Regions from separate parts of the Homo sapiens genome. Here region 2 is linked to region 1. The links are chromatin loops, found by intact Hi-C in ENCODE. Cell type or tissue: PC-3. All regions are shown on one strand. Each heading gives the region's core, and the rest is flanking DNA. Links, peaks and the distances in the headings are about the cores only. Region 1 has its middle 3.7 kb from the start of PLPP3. Region 2 holds the start of PRKAA2 (protein kinase AMP-activated catalytic subunit alpha 2).

Evidence for each region. Hi-C counts contacts between places; a loop is a spot of excess contacts. Peaks named below come from ENCODE experiments on the same cell type or tissue, not always from the same donor. Only the 100,000 strongest peaks of a DNase experiment are listed, where the experiment ranks them.
Region 2: a loop joins it to region 1, with 2.7 times the contacts of the local background. A loop is called at or near these places in 3 of 110 quality-filtered maps.

Annotation. Positions count from the first base shown.
Region 1 is chr1:56,580,061-56,586,536 of GRCh38, forward strand. It overlaps the pseudogene RPL23AP85. Among named protein-coding and RNA genes, the nearest start is that of PLPP3, 3.7 kb to the left of the region's middle. In PC-3, for the core only: CTCF peaks have their summits at 5,063 (motif pointing left) and 6,162 (motif pointing left); a DNase peak (open chromatin) is centred at 5,041.
Region 2 is chr1:56,641,702-56,651,397 of GRCh38, forward strand. It overlaps PRKAA2 (protein kinase AMP-activated catalytic subunit alpha 2), which reads left to right and starts at 3,613. Exons shown (of 9, transcript NM_006252.4): 1 at 3,613-3,780. The coding sequence starts at 3,687. LOC101929935 (a long non-coding RNA gene) reads right to left here and starts at 3,617. Exons shown (of 3, transcript NR_135111.1): 1 at 3,517-3,617; 2 at 1,799-1,923. In PC-3, for the core only: no CTCF peak of the experiment used is centred there; no DNase peak of the experiment used is centred there; H3K4me3 peaks cover 993 bases.

The DNA of each region.
Region 1 (6,476 bases), core at 3,977-6,476:
AAAAAGACTGCACGACTGTGGAACCACATCTCCTGGATTTCAATCCTGTGACTCTGTGCCTCAGTTTCCCCGTATGTAACTAGAGATAACTGTTCCTTTTCATATAGGGTGGTTGTGAAGACTTAATTTGTTAATCCGTATAAGCTCCTAGAACAGTGCCCAGTACATAGGAAGTGCTCTGTGAGGGTTAGCAATTACCTTTTTTCTGGGTGAAGGAGTCTCAGGCAACCCCTCTCTTGGCCCCAAGAGTAATTCTACTACTATGGGGAATTCCAGGGCAGCCAAAATGCTCTCTGCTTGAGTTTCAGACAATCTAACATTTTTCCTTAGAGGCTGGCATCTTATTTTTAATTATTTTATGTGAGTTAATCTTTTTTCCAGATAGAGAATAAACATTTCCAGGGCAAGGGCCTTCCCTTGTATCTTCTATAGTGCCTAGCATGGACCTGGGCACAGTGGACAATAAATGGATGTTTTTTCCAGGTGGTTCTTTGTGTGCATTCAGAAATGGAAATATTTGTAGCTTTTTGATACATTATATGAATCATGTTCTTTCTTACACTGACTTGTTTTGGGTTTTGATAACTTTATATGCAGCCACCATCAACCCTTTCTGGTACAATTGCCCTTTCTGGTACAATCCTTTCACACTCCACACCCCTGCTCTCCTGCACGCTCTGCCTATAATGCATACCCTTTCCTCCTCTAGTTAGGGAAATGCTTCTCTTGCTTTAGTATCCTCTGAAATGTCACCTCCTCTCTGAGTACTTTCTTCATTCCTGCACAGAATTAACTTCACTGTCAACTCTTTGCTTCTAACTATTTTTTTTTCCCCCGAGATGGCGTCTCACTCTATCGCCCAGGCTGGAGTGCAGTGCCTCAATCTTGGCTCACTGCAATCTCCGCCTCCCGGATTCAAAGGATTCTCTTGCCTCAGCCTCCTGAGTAGCTGAGATTACAGGCTCGTGCCACCACACACGGCTATTTTTGTATTTTTAGTAGAGATGGGGCTTCACCATGTTGGTCAGGCTGGTCTCAAATTCCTGACGTCATGATCGCCTGCCTCGGCCTCCCAAAGTGCTAGGATTACAGGCATGAGCCTATGTCAGCCTGATTTGGTGTTACAGATGGTAAAGACTAGCAAACTGTGTAGGTTATCAGCGCCGCGGCATCTCTCTAGTACCTAGCACGGGATTTGCTGTGTACTGAATTAAGCTCAAGTTAGCACCGGTTAGTAAGTGGGGCTTGCAAAGAAAGACAACATTGCTATCTTCTGGAAGCAAGAAGATCTGACTCTCCCAAGAAGTTTTGGAGCTGAAGCATCCAACTGCAAATCACACACAGCACTCTCAATTCAAATAGCACAGGTAAAAGCCAGGGTAGTTCAGAAGGCAGATGCTTGAGATAGCTTTTTCTTGAGAAACACCTTCTCTTGAAAAGTTAAAAGAGTGGAAACAAAACAAGGCCAGGTTCATAATTACTGACATTCTAAGAGGAATTCAGGATTCCAGGGTCTTTGCCTACTCAATTGTCTTTGTAATTATAGTCATCTTTGAAATTCTTAGTCACCAAACCATGCTTTTGGAATTCCAATCTAAAAGCAAGCTTTCTTGAAACTGCAGGCCTCTCTGATCTTTCCCTCCTTGGAGCTCTAAAAGACCTTGAGTAGATACTCAAGGTCTTATTCCACTGGACACGGCCCTATCTGATTACTTCACTTTGCAAATCATGAAATTACTTGCAAAGTGAAATAATAAGACAGGGTCATGTGCAGTGGAATATAGTGGCTTGTCTTACTTGCAAGTGGTCATAATTTGTCCCTCAAACATTGTTAGCTCCATGAGGCGAGAGCCTTGACCTTAATACCACAATCAATAATGGTGAAATCCTAAGTCAAAGAAAGAAATAGTAACTACATGAATTTTATAGGTACCTCCCTGTATGTTTCCTGTCTGCTTTTCCTTATCTGTGAAATGACTTTTATTAATTTAAGAATACACATATTTTTAAAAGTCAGACTGGCTGGGCGCAGTGGCTCACGCCTATAATCGTAGCTCTTTGGGAGGCCAAGACAGGCAGATGGCTTGAGGCCAGGACTCCAAGATCAGCCTGGCCAACATGGTGAAACCCCATCTCTACTAAAAATACTGGTGTGGTGGTACAGACCCATAGTCCCAGCTACTCCCTGAGGCTGAGACACGAGAATTGCTTGAACTGGGCAGGTGGATGTTGCAGTGAGCCCAGATCATGCCACTGCACTCCAGTCTGAGCAACAGAGGGAGACTCTGTCTCAAAAAGCCTGTTATTCCAAAAGCAGATAAAAGGGATAATAAATGGATGTTTAAATAAGACTTTTATATTTCCATTTATAAGGCTCTGTGGGCTATTTTTCCATAACTAAAAGATCATAGTGTTAATTGATGTATGTAGTTCTATGCAAACAGGTATTATATTTGGGTAACTCTTCAAAGGACCGCTACAAATACTTGTTATTATAAAACTGATTTGAACAAGTAATAAAATATAGTGTCAACATATTTCTTTAGATAATGGGAAATAAAGCAGCTAACCAGACATATAAACTTGAAGGCCTCTTTGCCTTAAACCCTAAAGTTGAATAATCTTACCAGCAAATAAATTGCAATAAAACAGACTTGATAATTTAGAATGGTGTCATTTCAAGGTAATTAAGTAATTAGAATTTCTGGCAAACAAACTTACCAAAATTCACACATCAAAATGACATCCAGTTCATTAAATTGGTCTGTATAAAAACTATAATATCAGCAGGGATAAATGCCTTTTTAAGATTGACTTATTGTGTGTGACAACAACAGCACATCATTCTTACATAACTGATACCTCCCAACATTTAAATGGCCTTCATTTCTAAGATCTCTCGTTACCTCATAATTTTCTTTCTCTCTCTTTTTGACTCCCAATATTTAATAATTAATTATTTTTAGTTTTGAAAAGGTATGAATTGGCTCTAGAAATATTGAAGAGGAAAGTAGCTGAGTCCCTTTTATATAAAATTGTATGGTCAAAAAGTAAGAGCCTAAGTTTCTTAAGCCATTGAAGTTAACTTAAGAAGACATAGACATTTTGACTAAGAAGAGTCTGTTTATCCAGATTCTTCCAAACTGTTATATTCATATTCCACCTCTGGTTTTTACTAAACAAAAATTGCTAGCTTGCTGCTATAAGTGTTGGATTTGATATCACGAGTGCTTCCAGAGGACTGAATGGAAACATCTACCGTAATACTCCTGAGAAAAGGCAGGAAGGGGCAGGGGATTAGCAGAAGGGTTTCTGCTGTTTGACCTGAGGCAAGCTGAATAACCTCCCTGAACCTCAGTTTCCTCAACTTTTAAATGGGGCTGACATTTTCTGTAGTTGTGAGGAGGGTTTAAAAGTATAAAATGAAATAATACATTTGAAAATGCTTGGTACACAATAGGCAATCAATAAATATTAGTTGAATGTTAATTTTGTTTTTTCTTTGAGATAGAGTCTTGCTCTGCCACCCGGGCTGGAGTGCAGTGGCGCGATCTCAGCTCACTGCAGCCCTCCTGAGTTCAAGCGATTCTCGTGCCACAGCTGGGATTACAGGCATGGCCACCAAGCCTGGCTAATTTTTGTATTTTTAGTACAGACGGGGTTTCACCATGTTGGCCAGGCTAGTCTTGAACTCCTGTCCTCAAATGGTCCGCCCACCTTGGCCTCCCAAAGTGCTGGGATTATAGGCGTGAACCACTGCGTCTGGCAAGTTGAATGTTAATATTTTCAATGAACACTTTATTTCTACAAAATACCTCATTTAAATACAGCTATTTAAAAAGCATTTATCAAGTACCACCTTGAATATAACCATTTAATTGTAGTCATCCTTCCCTGAATAAAATAACATCTTCAGCCTCTCAACTCCTGTCTTTTTAAAATATGCAATTTCTTGAGGTTTCAGAAAGTATTAATTCAAAATACTTATTTTCTTGAACGATTTACTTATATGTTGTTTTCTTCAGGATTGTTTGTGAAATCTAAGAAAAGCCATTTGCTTAAGCTAATAATCTTGTGAGAGTACAAGTGAAAGTACTTTCATTTTAAAAGCACTTTCACATCTATTATCTTATTTTTATCTTTACAACTCACTGAAGTAGGTGGAGTTGCTATCATTAGTCCCATTTTACAGATGAGAAAACTGAGGCAAGCTCACTTAACTGGATAGAACTGGTTTTCCCCATAGGTAAAATGAAAATGATTCTAACATTAGCTCATGCAGGGTGAAGTGTATAATGCTTTACAGTTTATAATATTTATAATACAGTTATACCCCTTACAGTTTATAATGCTATTTACATTCACTGATCTTGTTTCCGAATAGGTAAGGCAGAGATTATTATCCTTGTTTTAGAATAAGGAAATTGAATCTTGGAAAGATAGGAGATTTGATTAAAGTTGGTGGTGAGGAGATTCCTGAAGAGCCACTGGAATCCAGGTCTCTTAATTTCTAAACTAAGGTTTTTTTCTTTACCCCACAAGGTCTCACACTCAAAGGTGCTCAGAAATTTCTGCTGTTCAACAGTGAATTCACAGAGTAACTTAGAGGGACTGAAGAATTAGCTTCATGTCTTTAGTAAAGAGACAGAGGGGAAGTTGTATTTTGTTTGTAATTTCTTACAGGCTTGGAAGGGAACAACATTGTTGCACCTTGTGTCTCTGAAACACATTTGGCTTCATAATTTGTCAAGCAGTTTTTTTGTTACAAAAAGGGAGCTTTAAGAACACAAAATCGTAGTGGTACTGGAAAGCAGTCTTGGATTCATGTCAACATTTTTACCCTTTTACAAGTAGTAATCTTTTCTTAGCTAGAAATTAGAGCAGTTAAGAGCTAATCTTATGGTAATTCAAACAGTTAATGTTGTTCATTAAAAAAAAAATTAGAACGGATGGAGGAACTTGCAAATAAAGATGCTTCAGAGAATTTCCAAAACTGGTCAACTAGAGCTTGGCTGATAACTTAAAAGGAGAGTGATGCTGCCATCTTGTGTCATTATAGGAAAGTGCCATGGCTCCCAAAGTGAAAATGGCAGTAATTGGGGGATGGGGAATGATTGAAATGGGAATTAAGAACTTTTATAGCAAACATAAAATAATAGCCAACAGCGATTCGATTTTGACTATCCTAATATTGGTTATTCATTCAATAGAAATTTATTGAGCATCTGCTATGTACCAAACACTCTTCTATAAGCTAGGGATATGGCAATGAATAAAACAAAAATTCCTGTCCTCATTGAACCTTTAGGCTTTAATTATTCGATACGTGTTAACTCCTTTAATATTCCAAGCATCCCTGTAAGGAAGGTTTTTTCATTTTACAGATGAGGCTACTGGGGCACAGGAAAGTTAAGTAACTTTAACTGCCAGGTGATAGAGCCTGGATTTGAACCCAGGCAGTCTGAGATAGGAGCCATCAAGTCTTTATTACTATTACTTTTAAATGATTATTTTTCTGGTGAATATTTAGAATTAGCCAGCTGGACTCAGCTTAGATGATCCCAGTTTTGTTGGCCACATCCGAAACGTAAATCAGGAGGCAATTGAACATATGTGTTCTCTCCACCAGGCCTGATCAGGGTGTTGACCTTGGCCACATCAGGGTCATAGAGCTCCTTCATAGCCTGTTTGATCTGGTGCTTGTTTGTTGGCCTTGATATCCACAATGAACCCAAGTGTATAATTGTTTCCTTTTTCGTTTTTGCACATTACTTCCTTTATAGTTTATCATGAAGACTTTCAAATATACAGAAAAGTTGAAAATAATTTACCATGAGCATTTATATGCCCACTCCCTAGAATCCACCATTAATACTTTATTCTACTTGTTTTATCACATATCTATCATTCTGTTATCCATCAATCCATCTCGATTGTCATGTTGTTTTCTATCTTCTTCATAGCAGACTCAGTGGTCAGTGGAACTGATGAGGCAGAGTGAGTAAGCTTGTTTCTCCTGGGGGTGCTCATCCAAGGATATTTGGGCTGCTTCCACAACCACAGTGCCTTGGGCCACCAGAAAGAGGGTGCCATATGGATCTTTTTTTTTTTGTGGCCAAAGCCTTTGTTTTGGCATCAGCTTCGGTGGGGGCAGGAGCTTCCTTCTTCATCTTCAGCGCCATCTTGTGAAAAGGCTAAGATGTTAATAATTAATCTGTAATGAATAAACTTTGTCTGTGTAAGGCAGCAGCCCCCAACCTTTTTGGCATCAGGGACTGGTTTTTTGGAAGGTAATTTTTCCGTGGACCGGGGAGGGGAGTGGGGGGATGGTTTCAGGATAATTCAAGCACATTACATTTATTGTGCACTTTATTTCTATTATTATTACATTGTAATATATAATGAAATAATTATACAGCTCACCATAATGTAGAATCAGTGGGACCCCTGAGTTTGTTTTCCTGTGACTAGATGGT
Region 2 (9,696 bases), core at 4,486-6,985, 62 kb after region 1:
GTATGTTAGATAATTAATTTATAAAAATATTGTTATTTGTCTGGATTTGGGGATGTTTGTGGCATTTGTCAGCTTTTATAAATTTGTAGAGAGTTGTTTTTCACTTCAAATTCTCACTTTCATACCCAATTTTGCATTTTTTTTTTCCCTTAAAGAGATTCCCCCACACTGAATAAACTTCAGGTGCCACATTCTGAATCTGCTTGGATATCTATATTTTGTCAGGCATTGTCCCGGGAGCTAAGGATACATCAGTGAACAAAATAGAGAAAAAAGGCCTCTCTTCTTTTGTGAAGTTTAGATTCTAATTGGGAGAAACAGACAAAAATATAATAAGCACATAAATTAAATAGTATGTTACATGGCTAGTGCTATGTAAAAAAGTTGAGGAGGGTCAGGGGATGAGAGTGCAGGGCAGAGAGCATGAGTGAGATAAAACTGCAATTTAGGCCTGGTGCGGTGGCTCACGCCCATAATCTCAGTACTTTGAGAGGCTGAGGCAGGACAATCACTTGAGTCCAGGAGTTTGAGACCAGCCTGGGTAACATGGCGAGACCCTGCTTCTAAAAAAAAAAAAAAAAAAAAAAAAAAATTTAAAAAAAATTACAAAAAAAAAAAAAAAAAAGAAACTGCAACTTAAATAGGGTGGCCAGGGTAGGGTTCACCAAGAAGGTGACTGTGAGCAAAGACTTGAAATAATTGGTTACTGATAATACCAATGGTGTCTAGTACAGTATATTAGTTTAGTGGTCTTGCATTAATGTCCTACTCAGGACTTATTTTAGAATATTTGAAGGTAAAACAACCCCAAAGTTTCAGAAGCAGGAGGGTAAAGCAGCAATAGTTGGACCAGCGCTAAGAACTGAACACCTCCCTGGGGCACTGGTCTTAGAGATTGGTACTAAACAATAGCGGCGTGAAACCTTCATTGGAAGATAATAAAATGGGAACATTGCATTTACCAGGTCATCTTTAGGGGTGAGACCTCCAAGAGGCATGACCCTTAAGGAGATCTACTCTGATTAACTGTCGAGTTTTCTACTGCTGAATAGGAAGAGGCAAATATGGAACCTTATCTTGAAGTGTCCAGGACAACAGAGGGCTGAGTACTGCCACCAAGAGTTGTCCTTCTTACCCACTTACCATTCAACCTTTCCTCTAAATAAAAGTCAGAAAAACAACAAAAAGTAGTTTAAATACTTACAAATTTATAGGATATATTATTGGACTGCCCAAGAAATAATAAAAATATGAAAATGGAACCACAACTGTGACAATTTTTAACTTTCTTAGAGCACCATACTTTCTTTTGGCATAGGCAGCTGCGGTATAGTAGGCAGACTGAAGGACAAGTCAGAACTGGATATGAGTTCTGACTCTGCCACTTTTTAGCCCTGGGCAAATCAGAAAGGGAAAAACTAAGTTTTATCATCTATAAAATGGGAATAATAATCTTTCTTTTATGACAATTAAATAATTGTGTTTAAATGAACTTCTTAATCAACAAAGTATCATAGATGTTTCACATAGTAACAAAACTATAAGGTAGTCCACAGTAGCTATGTAAGAATCATAGTTATGAAGTATATAATAATTTAACTTACAGTATTTATCAACAAATAGTTAAGACAGTACGAAATGCTTTGAAATCTCAATTTACAGTTAGTCTTTATGTAGCTTCAAGAAAGCAATCATCTAACTTCAAGTGAAGACTTTTCAACATCTTTTAACGGGATATTAGAGCAGAAGACATATACATCTCATACCTCAAAAGCAGAATAGGTCTTTTCTTACTCACTTGACTACTGAAGGAATGACCCTTAACCAGATGAAAGTTCAGCACAAAAATAACTGGCTATTTTCTCAAAATTGCCAGCGAGGTAGAGTGATTCCTAGATGATACTTGTCAGCAAGAAAGATGATCTGAAGAATGAACAAAAATAGCCTCTGTTTAACAGCTGTGATATCTATAATTTATAAGCTGTGATCATCTCTCATCAGATTGTCTTGATGTTTGGATGAGAATGAATGTTTGAAATTTCTATATTTAGTACTTATCAGAAAACAAAGTTTTGTTGTGTCCTATTCTTTTTGATCAATACATTTCAATTTACATATAAACAGTGTTCAAGAGACTTCATGTTTGAGGAATGTGACCTTGAAACTCTACTGGCATGCAGTGCTATAAATGTTTGACTAATCCTTAATTACTTATCCCCAAACAGAATTTTTTTTTACTGTTTTAAAATTTTTTATTTCATTGGCAAATAAAAATTGTATATATTTAGTATGTATATGTTTTGAAATATATTGATTGTGGAATGGCTATAAGTCAAGCTAATTAACAAACATATTGTATACGAATCTTTTTGTGTGTGTGGTGAGAAGCAAATAAACTTTAATCACTGAAAGACAGAACAACATTAAAGAATGAGACAACATTAAAGGAAGGAAGGAAGGAGGGAAGGAAGGGCGGGAGAGAAGGAAGAGAGGCAGAGATAATCGCTTTATTACCTAATTCTTTGCCAGTCTTTTTTCTTTTTTTTTGTGGGGGAGGGTGGGGAGGTCAGTCTTTGAACACGCTGCCTAGGCATCATGCTTCTAATTTCCTCTTACCACTCTTTTCACTTCTATATCACATTTATTCTTCCTTTAATATGTGACCTTATACTGGCCTCGCCCTTCACAATTCCTCTGTCGCTTACGTATTTTACTTTCTGTGGGCAGAACATTGTTTCCCTTTCCACGTCTTTCCCATTTCCTTCTTGTACAGCTGTATCACATTTCGGTACTATATGTTTATATAAGCGCGTGGTAAAACTACATATTTATATAAGCATGTGCTAAAAAACACTCGAGCAAATACCGTGACTGAGATTTTTTGGAAAACTGTGGGCAAATTAGTTAAAATTGAGAGCTCTGGCGGAGAGGGTCTCTTCCATCTATAGGACAAAATAATTGGGAATTACAGAATAAGTAGAGGAGGACAATTCAAGAGAGCACAGAGCTGCGTGCATTCTCCCTGTGCCGCGACCTGTATCCAAAAGCCTCAGACGAGACTTGAGGAGCTTCCTAGAGGCTCTCCTGCCACTGCCCCTTTGGCCAGGGCCCTTCCCGCAGTCTCCCCTCCCGATTCTTCCCTTTTACAGCCCCTCGCTCCCGACATGCGAGGCCCGTCTCTTCTTCCAGTTTGACTTCCAAGTCTTTCCATTCCCTAGGATCGGGCCCCAGTCTCACCCCCTATTTTCACCCCCTTCGGTTTTCCTCAGAAAGGGCCTCCTGCCTCCCTCGGCACCCTCGCCTACCCCCCTCGCAGCACCTGTCGCCTCCGCCCCTCACTCGGACCCCGCGCATCTGGCGCAGCCCCTCCCGCACTCCCGCCCAGCGCCCCGCGTCCCCGGCCCCCGCTGTCGCTGCTTCGGGTTCCGCCGCAGGAGCCTCTCACTCCCGGGAGCGGGCGCCTCGCGCTCCCTCCCTCGGCCCCGCCCCGCCCGCCGCTCGCCCGTTGCTTCCCACCTGGGCCCGAAGCGCCCAGCGCCCTCTCCCGGGACCCCGCGCCCGCCCCGCGCCCCTCGCGGCTCGGGGTCCGCCCCCTCGCCCGCAGGGCCCGCTGCACTGTGGGTAGGCGGCGGCGGCGGCGGCTACGCGGAGCGGCAGGCGGTGGAGCGAGGCCGCGCGCGCCGAAGATGGCTGAGAAGCAGAAGCACGACGGGCGGGTGAAGATCGGACACTACGTGCTGGGCGACACGCTGGGCGTCGGCACCTTCGGCAAAGTGAAGAGTTGAGTACGCGCTCCGGACCGCTGTGCGGGGCTGCCTGACTTGCGGGAGGCCGAGGGGAGAGGCGGGAGCCCCGGGCCTCCGGCGGGCGCGGGGCTCGGCGGCAGGTGGAGCGGTCCCGGGTCGCGCGGAGCTGGGGCCCCGGGAGGGTGGCGCGCACCGCCTCGCCTGGCACCGGCGCCCGGGCCCCACAGGGTCCAGGGAAGAGGGCGGGGGTGTGAGCTGAGGATGGGCGTCCTGGGTTCCAGGTTCCGCGCCCATCTGCCTTTCTGGAGGTCGGAGCAAGGCACTTCTGTGTTCTCTGGACCTCAGTGTCCTCCTCTGCAAAATCGGGAGAACTGGACTCGTTCTGCGAGGCGCCTTCCAGCTCTGAGCCTGTAGGCTTAGGGCGGGGATCATCCACGCTACTGAGGACTGAGGCGCCGTTTCGTGCCGGGTGCCCTGTTAGGTGCTTTACATGGAATCTCATTGAATCCTCACAGTGACTTGGTCAACATGTTGTCCTCACCCTAAAGGTGAGAAAACTAGGACCCCTAGAGATGTAGTAACAAGCCCAAGGTCACACAGAAATGGTCAGTACCAGAGTGAAGTCTAAGATGTCCTCCAATTCTGGTCTTGCTGGGAGGTCCCTGCCATCCCCAGATTCCTTCACGTTCCAGGACTCTCGGTTGTTGGGGGTGACTGTTTGGGGGATGCTCCAGGGGCCAGAGGTTGTGAGTCTTTCTTCCTGGGGTGTTGTTTAACGCTGGAATGCAGCTGGATTGGGTCAGAGGTTAATTAAAACAGAGAGGTCTGAAGGTGTTTGTGTTTGTAAAATGGCTATGGGAAGACTTCTAGGGTAAGGGAGAGAAAAAGTTTCCTTGGTGTTTGGAGGATTTGAGGCTGAGGAGGTCAGGACTGCTAAGGCATATTCTGCTAAGGTCTGTCTTCATGGAGATAGGATCCCCTTTTGAATGTAGAAAAACAGGCTGCTTTTGAAATGTTATACTTTATTCGAGTTAAGTAACTAGTAAGAATAGTTAAGTATGGAACTTTCATTTGTTTTCTTTTTTGTTAATTAGTCACATGTGATTTAATTAACCTGCCTTCTCTCCAGAATAGAGACAGTTGTTTATTAAAAATACTTTGTTGCAAATCCAGAATTATAAGTGAAATATTGACCTTTATTTTTTCTCTTTGCTGAAGAAATGCTGGGTAGGCAGTCTGGAAATTTTATTCTGAGGTCTCTATTTCCTTGTAAAATTCATATTTTAACCCCAAGTCAAGGCTGTTGAATGAGTAGAAGAGACTCATTTTTCATTCCTTTGGTAAGAATCAGCTCCTGTTTTCTTGCACATATTTAATACTCATTCATGTGTTCAAAAAACGCTGAGCACCTGCAACGTGGTAGGCACTGTTCTAGGCAATGAGGATACAGCAAGGAAAAAACAGATCTTTTTGTTTAGCTTTCTAGTAGGAGAAGGCAGACAGTAATCAGAATATATATGTAAAAGGTATGTTTAATTTTATTGAGAAAAACGAATCAGGGAAGGGAAGATAGAGAGTCTTGTGAGGTTGGCAGTTTTCAATAAGGTGGTCAGACAAGGTGGTATTTTTGCAAAGACCTAAAAAGTTTGTAAAATTCTTTGCTGTCCTGTGAGGGTTATAAAGTCCTGGGTTATTTTTGAAAGACCTTATAAGTAGAGTGGATAGTTAGAATGTATTTAAGATGAATACAGGACAATCCAGGGATTGGATTAATGCCTGTAATGTTACTTGTCATTTAGTATTATTATTAAGGACTATTGTGTTACAACATTATACAGTTGCTCAAGCAAACAGCGCCTTTGACATTTGGACATGTACACACAAAGTTATATAACTTAACCCTATGTCCTTTCATATTGTGTTAAAAGTTTTTGCTTGTCTTTTTAAGTTCATATACTGTAATCTGAATGTAGAGTAGAATACTCATCAGATCAATCAGTCCATTGCCAAAGACAACTTAAATCTCTTGTATGTACTTTTGAATTGTTTCCAGGCACTGGCTTCTTAAAATATAAACAGAAAGAACTTTGATTTATGAGAAATTCTTTTCCTGGAGAACCTCTGTCCAATGAACAACCAGTTGAAGGAGTTTTCCTAACACTGTGTTAGATCCTCTCAAAAGTGATACCATGGTTTCCTATCCAAGATTAGGATTAGTACAATTGTTACTCATATAATTCTTCAAGGGACAAGCGAAACAAAAAGTCATGTTTTTTTTTTTTGTTAGAAAACAGCTTTATGGTTGGGCACTGTGGCTCACACCTGTAATCCCAGCACTTTGGGAGGCTGAGGCGGGCGGTTCAATTGAGGTCAGGAGTTTGAGACCAGCCTGGCCAACATGGCGAAACCCCATGTCTACTAAAAATACAAAAATTAGCCAGGCGTGGTGGTAGGCGCCTGTAATCCCAGCTACTGAGGAGTCTGAGGCAGGAGAATCACTTGGACCCGAGAGGCAGAGGTTGCAGTGAGCCAAGATTGCATCACTGCACTCCAGCTTGGGCGGCAGAGCAAGACTCCATCTCAAAAAAAAAAAAAGAAAAGAAAAGAAAACAACTTATTTAGGTATATTTTATATATGAAATTCATCCATTCTAAGTGTACAATTCAGTGATTTTTACTAATTTTGCCAAATGTTGCAACCATCATTATAGATAGGTTTTAGGACATTTGAGGACACCACAGTAAGATTCTTTATACCCATTCACAGTTAATCTCATTTCTACCCTCAGTCCCAGGAAATCACTAATCTGTTTTCTGCCTGTATAAATTTGCTTTTTCTAGGCTCTTCTTCATAAACGTGATCGTTCAATATGTCATCTTTTGTGTCGAGCTTCTTTAACAATGCTTTTGAGATTCATGCATGACATAGCATGTGCCATTAATTTGTTCCTTTTTATAGTTGAATAATATTCCATTGTGTGGATATGCCACATTTTGTCTATACAAAACCAGTTGATGGTCATGGTTTCAAGTTTTGGGCTATTATAAATAATGGCACTACGAATATTCACATGTAAGTCTTTGTGTGGACATATGTTTTCATACACCTTGGGTAAATAACTAGAAGTAGAATTGCTGGGTCATATCGTAGTTTTATGTTTTACTTTTTGAGAAACTGCAACACTTTCCCAAAATGGTCACACCATTTTATAACATTCCCATCAAAGATGTATGAAAGTTCCCTTTTCTGAGTATCTTTGCCAACATTTGTTATTGTCTGCCTGATTTATTATAGCCATTCTAGTGGGTGCGAAATAGTATCTCATTGAGGCATTAATTTTGCGTTTCCCTAAGGACTAATGATGTTGAACATTGTCTCACGTAATTACTAGTCATTTATGTATTTTCATTGATGGAATGTCTGTTTATATCTCTTGCTTATTTTCTAATTGGGTTACTTGTCATCTTATAAGTTGAGTTGTGAGGATTCTTTGTAAATTGTGGATACAGATCCTTTAATGGATATATTTTGCAAATATTTTCTTCCAGTCTGTTGTGTCTTTTCATTTTCTTGTGTCTTTTGAAGTATAAAAGTTTTGAATTTTCATGAGGTCCAATTTATTAGTTTTTAAAATTATTTTATGGACTATGCTCTTGATGTCATAGGCAAGAAATCTTTGCCTAGCCCAAGTCTCAAAGATTTTCTTTTATGTTTTCTTGTAAATATTTTATTATTTTAGCCCTGATGTTTAACTATGTGATCTATTTTGAGTTAATTCTTATGTATGGTGTGAGATGAGGTTGTAAGGTTAACTTTTTCCATGTGGATAACCAATTGTCTCAGCAGTTTTTGTTGAATGCAGGTGCATTTTTAATTGTTGTAGATTTTAGACATTGCAAAATGAATTTCTACTAAAAAAGCTAATAGGAGATGATGTAATTTTAAAAGCTTGGCCAGGTGTGGTGGTCCATGCCTGTAATCCTAGCACTTTGGGTGACCAAGGCAGGAGGATCCCTTGAGCCCAGGGGTTCAAGACCAGCCTGGGCAGCATAGGGAGACCCTGTCTTTGATTGATTGATTGATTGATAGAAAGATAGATAGATAGATAGATAGTTAGATAAATGGTTATAAAAACATGGAAATGGAGAAGTAAGGAACATTTTATGTGCTTTCTCTCTTGACTTTTTTCCTTTTTCTTATTTGTTTATTAATTAGTTTTTTTTAGGGACTATGTTGACCAGGCTGTTCTCAAACTTGTGGCCTTAAGCAGTCTATCTGCCTCAGCCTCACAGTGTTGGGATTACAAATGTGTCCCACCATGCCCAACTTTGACTGTTATGCTAATTATAGATTTAGAAATTTTAGGCCAGGCACGGCGGCTCACGCCTGTAATCCCAGCACTTTGGGAGGCCGAGGTAGGTGGATCACTTGAGGTCAGGAGTTTGAGAACAACCTGGCTAACATGGTGAAACCTCATCTCTACTAAAAATACAAAAATTAGCCAGCTGTGATGGTGCGCGCCTGTAATCCCAGCTACTTGGGAAGCTGAGGCAGGAGAATCACTTGGACCCGGGAGGCGGAAGTTGCAGTGGGCCGAGATTGTGCCACTGCACTCCAGCCTGGGTGACAGAGCGAGACTCCGTCTTAAAAAAAAAAAGAAATAAAGAAATTTTAACTTCAGTTGTTGATATATCAATTTATGGACCAAAGTTAGGGACAAAAAGCAAAAATTGAAAATGGAATAGTTTTAACAGCAGTAGTTTTAATTTGTTTTTTAAAAGTATATGGAAATCTTTGTATTTGTTAATAAAGCCTTATTTAAAATGTTTTAAATTTTGTCCTTCATTAGTCTATTGTATTATCAGGTTGCTGAGGGACTGTTTTTGGAAACAGATTATATGGGCTGACAGAGTTTAAAAGTAATGCTTTTTATCTATTTAAAATTTTTCTCTATATTGACTGTTTAGGCTCTCACTCTGGGTAGGGTAAAACTGTTAGAGAGTTCTTGTAATTAGACTTGTTCATTTCTTATCTAACTTCTCTAAAGGTGATAGAAATTCTAGAAGAATGGTCCTGTTGTTTGTGTTATATAAAGACTGATTGAAGAAACAAAATTATAGTGCTAATTATTTATTTAAAAAGAAGCCTGCATTTTCAAGATGAGTAGTAGTATATATGTGGTTTATGATTTAAACAAATTTTTTTCAACATTTTACTCCAGAAATATGTTTACCCATATGTGGTTTATGAAATAAATATTCTTCATTGGAATTGTACACCAAGGGATACTTAGGTTCTTTCTTGTCGGCAAAGTCTCACGAAGAAGTTACCCTTTCCATTTTTCAAATAGTTACATGACTGGCCTACAGACTGCTTTCAATAAATTAAGTAAATATTTTACTAATTCCCCACTTGTTTTTGAGATAACAGGAAGGATAAACCAAAACTTAAACAAACAAACAAAAAGTGTTACCTTATTTTGAAATGTAAATATCAAGTCCTAAATGATAAATCAAATTTCACACAACTGTCCCATCAATTGATGGAGCTAAAAGTTATGTCTGTGGTATTTTGGTCCCTTGCTTGACTTGTGTGCTAGTGTGGAAGCCCTGAACAATTTAACTCCCTGGGCCTTGTTTTCTTCCCCTCCTAAAGGATAACACTGGAGTAGCGAATCTGTGAGGTCCTTTACAATGCTATCATTAAACCGATTTTTAAAAGATTTAACTCCAAAAAAATGGGTATATTTAATTATTCATCCTGGTTAATGAAAATTTGAGTTCCTGAGTCTGAAATGTAGATGTAATGTAGAACAGGGGAAAAGGAAACATATTTTCAATACTTCAGTGATAAAAGGTACAATTTGATTAAGTTGTTACTATATTCTAATCACTGTATGATATATGCACTTGATTTTTTTTTATTCCCAGAGTAATCCTCTAAGTTTGG